2 separate regions of the Homo sapiens genome follow, and region 2 is linked to region 1. A link is a loop called in an ENCODE intact Hi-C map of the cell type or tissue named here. Cell type or tissue: endothelial cell of umbilical vein. All regions are shown on one strand.

Region 1 (2,500 bases):
AGTAACTTATCTTGCTTATGAGACTTTAACCATTAGTCAAGGGCACACTTTCAACATACACCTCTTTATGTGCCCTTTTCTATGCTTCTACTTCTGACCACCCCAAGTGCCTCCCTCTTTCTGACTGATCTCTCAGTCTCATAAGATGTGAAACGAAAAAAAAAAAAGAAAAAAAAAAAAAAGCCTTCTCTTTCTGCTGTGTGGCAGGCTCTAGAACAACGCTCACCCATCAGAGATGTTTTGTGACCCCAGTCACTGCTTACTAATATTGTTACTGAAATGCCAGAGATTTGGTCTAGGTCCTGCTGTGTGCTACACAGAAAGCCACTTACTGAGAGAACGAGTATTGCCAGAGAAAAAGGCTTTAACTGGGTGCTGCAGCTGAGGAGAAGGGATACCAGTCTCAAATCCAACTAAAATTAGGGGTTTATATGGCAAGGAAGAAATGTAACTATGTGTGGGAAAACAGGAATGAGGGAGGGATAAGGAAGAGGAATTGGTCAACAGGAAGCAGGTGGTCAGTTAAGCAATCATGACAGATGAGGGGCTTGGCGTCTTATTGTCCAGATATAATTATCTGATAAGTTTCAGTTCCTTGACACTATTTGGGTTGCCTGATGGTTGGTTTCCCAAGAAAAAAACCCAGATAAGACAACCGTAAGTTTCTCAAGTTTTAAGACTGGAGGGGTCAATTTCTATGTTTATTCAAAAGAAACCATAAACGTCAGTTCTATGGGACAATTGGGCTGGTTTGATTATGATTGTATTGATGATTATATTTTCTTTGCATTAAATGGAGAGCAGCCCAATTATAAGGACTTGATAGACTAGATTTTCTCACAAATCTTCACATACTTTATAGATATTCATCTTTTAAATGTAATAAAAGTTATTTTCCTGAATATATGTATTAAGAAATAATTTAACATATTTTATGATGACTACAATGCTTTTTAAGTATTTAGAAGTATTAAATAATCTGATTTTTCACTGATCTGTGTGGTCTTTGCCTAAGTTGGTTTAAATTTTTAGTTTGACAAAATAACTTTTTCTACCAGTATTCAAGTTCCAATTTTTTTAAGGTGGTTGCATTCAAATGAACTTTTGGAATGAAGCTCTGAATGTATTGAGATGTAATTTTACTCCAAACTAAAAATTGAAAATGGGAAACATCCACAGAACAGCATTGTAGCGTAGTACTTTGAGCTATGTGTAAGTAACAGCATTGTGGAAAATCTAATTTATGGTGATATTGTAAAAGAAATATGAGCCTCATTTCCTGAATTCTCCTTTATCTTGAAGTTTGACATTCCTAAAAGAGCAAGAGACTTTGATGCTGTAATATCTTACACAGGCCTCTCCCTCTTTAGTTACTGTTTTGAGATCCCACAAAAGCAGACCATGCAGGTGGCCTTATTAACTGCCTGTGGAAATTTAAGATAAGACAGAGGTTATAACATATTTTCATACCGTATTTCACTAAAAGGATAAGTTATCACAGTAACCTGTCCCAAATGCAATTCAGATGATATTTCAGCCACCCGGTTACTAAAAAGAAACACATGTGGATAAAAGCTGTTTCTGACTTATTTATGGATTAGGCAATAACTGTTTTCAGTGAACTCTTAGCAAAAGGAGAACGTATTTTATGATATACTCTGCAGTGAGGACACTTTTTGCAAAATGCCTTTAATATTTTTTAAGGACCACATATAGTTTTGAGGTACTAAAGATATATTTGCAGAAGTGGCTAAATATCTCTCTCTTTCTTAGTGCTAATAGCATGTTAGTTATCATTTTATAGCAGTTCACAAGGATCCTGCAGAAGTCTTTATACTAAAGAAAGAATTTGGTTTAAGGAGCTCTTTAAATCTTAATTCTGAATATATGGTTTCATTTCTATCCCAAGCAATCATAGGACACATAAAGAAATTTATTTCCATCTATCTCAGTCTTAAAAACCCTTAGTGAATGTATTTAACTGTCTTTAAAGTTTGTTCTTTTGTCTAAAATTCCTTAGCATTAAACTTTAAAAAATATATTTAATTATAGTATATCTTGGGTACTTTATTCCCGATTTTTTTTCTCAAGCCATTTTCAGTGAATTTGAAAGGAAATAATTTCTGTCTTTTTAACATAATACTGTATTATAGAAGAAAAAATTGGGAGGTAAAAATTGCCTACTAAAACTCAAACCCAAGAAATGCCTTATTTTATACTCTGAGTTTTGTTTCTTTATATTCCTCTTTGTTTCCTTGTGAATGGTGCTTTTAGAAGAAACAAATGTGATATCATAATTAGGCATGCTTTTTTCTTTCTTTGGGAATCAAGAGTACTACATGTCTCACTATATACGGATTCTGAATAGGGATTTCTTCTCTTGTGATATGTTTATGTGACTCCAAGACTGAGGGTAAATAGATAGGGCCAGAAACAAGGATGATTCTAAAATGATTTTCTATAAAATTTCTTAATATAGATGAAGAGTTATAAAAACTGA
Region 2 (2,500 bases), 900 kb after region 1:
TTTTCCAACTGGCTTTTCTACCTTACAGTCCTGCTTTCTTCCAACTCATCTTCCTCACAGTCACCTAAGTCACTGAACACAAATGTGATCAGATTATTCTTCTGATTGACATACACATGCAGCTTCCTCAAAATTAGAAAACAAAAGGAAATGCCTCTCATTCCTATATACCCATTATAATTGACTTTGCTTGGCTCGTCACAGTACTTGTCACCCCCAAATACTTCCCTCCTGTCCCTCTCCATGAACAACTGCTACCCTTAACTACATCAATTTTATATCGCTCCCTTCACTTCTAATTTATTTTTTAGGTCTGTTTCTCAAAGAAATTTTTCCCAACCCATCTCTGTAGTTCAAAGCTTATGTAATACTCTCAGCATATTTCCAGCATTACATTTGTCATGTTGTTTTAGGATTATTGTTCATAGAGCCACCCCCTTTTGGTTTTGAACTCGCTGGGTTTAAAGATTGTGTCTTATTCTTTGTATTCCCATTTACTGGAGGAATGTCTGGCACATAACAGACATTATCGAACCTTGTTGAATAAAAAGAGAATGAGTATATTTAGCCTTGATGGGGGAAAACTTCTAAAATATGCACAGAAATCAGGCATTTTCTAACTGTGTTTGTAAAGCTAAACTTGATTATATCACTAGCCATTTATGCTTTGGGGAGAGTAAGCTTCATGCAGTCTAGGGAAACCAAGTAACCTTCGCTTGGTAATTTTCCTTTCAAAAGAAGAAAAGAGGAGAGGAGATGAGGAGAGGACAGAGGAAGGGAAAAGATAGAAAAAAAAAGAGGAGATAAAAGAAGAAGAGTACCAGCTCTCTTTGAGAAGCTGATTCTAGGGCTCATCTTTGACAAGAGAAATGTTAAGATGATTTTTTTGGCTTGCTAAACTTGACTCATCCCTCAGGCATCTGCTTAAATCAGAGAGGATACTTCTGATCTCTCAATGACAATTTTGTCTCCCATTATATTTCCCATAGCACCCTGTATTTTTTTTATAACATTTGCACAATTTGCAATTATATATTTATTTATTATACTATTCATTAAATGCCAGGAGAAGCCACTAAGAACATAAACCATAAGAGGTCGGGGGCCATGTATGCTCTATGGAAGCAGCCACAATGCCAGTTACACTCAACACCTGACACATAGTAGATGTTCAAAAAACGTTTGCTGAATGAATGGGGAGATGATAAGATGCATAGGCGATTGACTGAACTTTAAATAGATGCTTTCTTTATCCCCTAATCTTTAAAGAAGTATGAAGTTTTCTGTATTGGGGAGGAAACAGAAAATAATATTGTAGTCTGGTATATTTGAGGGAGGATGAGCAGGCTTGGTTAAAATAGAAAGCTGAGCTTTCCACAGTGATTGGATCCAATCTGAATACAAATTTAATCACTCTATGAGTGTATCTACTATCATTAGACACTAAAATTGTAAATTCAGCAATGTAATATGGCTGACTCTTTAAAAATAAATTTTTATTATTTATATCTGAGAGTAAATATTCAGTTTTTTCATATTATAGTAGTATGAATAATTTGCTTTCCAAAATTCCTCCAGAACTGCCAAGAATTGGCAAACTCTGCGTGGTAGAGAGATTTGAACAAATAATTGCAACAAAATGAAAATATTTCGGTAAACCCTAAGTAGACATTAAGTTTGAAAATATTGAAAACTTAAACGATTTTAAAGAAGAAATATATTTATAAATTCATATCTCATAGGTGAGGGTACTGATGAGACTAAATTTAGTTGACAGAAATCTGAAGTGAATGTAGAGAAGTGCTTTAAATATATATTGCTAAAATTTTAACCTTGAGTTTTTATCCAATTGTTTTGATAATCTCTTTTCTCTGAATCATGGCATCATAGATTTTTTTTTCTTGTTTGCTTCTTTTCTTTGTAATGGGAACAGTCTGTGATCTTACATCCTCTGGGTGTGAAAACTCATTTTCAGAAACTACCTAAAAAAGTGCAGTGAAAAATAAATCTTCTAGCTAAAGATAAAGTAGAGATTGTTACTGAAATACAAGGTCATATGATTTTTTAAAAAAATATCTTATTACTTGATTACCCAGTTGAGAATAACTATGTCAAAAAATCTCTGAGATTCTATGTGTGTATTTCTGTAATTTCTTCGAACAGTAATACACTAAATTATAATGTTATAACAGTGAACAATTGATGTTTATTGACACAATGCAAAAAATAAGATTGAGTTAAGTCCTCTATGATTGCAGGAACCATTTCTATATTGTTTGCAATTTTTTCCCCAGTACCGACCTAGCAATACATGGCACATACTAAGTAGTACTTAAAAATCTTTGGTGGATATCACTGAAGTATCATCCTTCTTGATTTTTTCATTCGTTTCTCACTCACTTATATATTTCTTTTGAATAAGTGTAATACTTTAATGTGTGGTTTTGGTAATAAGCCTTCATGAACTGATATTAGATGTAGTCAAGTCTTCTCTTCCAAG

What was found. Peaks named below come from ENCODE experiments on the same cell type or tissue, not always from the same donor. Only the 100,000 strongest peaks of a DNase experiment are listed, where the experiment ranks them.
Region 2: a loop joins it to region 1, with 8 times the contacts of the local background. A loop is called at or near these places in 1 of 110 quality-filtered maps.

The regions. Positions count from the first base shown.
Region 1 is chr12:77,979,545-77,982,044 of GRCh38, forward strand. All of the region lies in intron 5 of NAV3 (neuron navigator 3), which reads left to right. Among named protein-coding and RNA genes, the nearest start is that of NAV3, 150 kb to the left of the region's middle. In endothelial cell of umbilical vein, no CTCF peak of the experiment used is centred here; a DNase peak (open chromatin) is centred at 1,387; H3K27ac peaks cover 1,503 bases.
Region 2 is chr12:78,880,982-78,883,481 of GRCh38, forward strand. The region is part of intron 1 of SYT1 (synaptotagmin 1); the gene reads left to right. Among named protein-coding and RNA genes, the nearest start is that of SYT1, 17 kb to the left of the region's middle. In endothelial cell of umbilical vein, no CTCF peak of the experiment used is centred here; no DNase peak of the experiment used is centred here.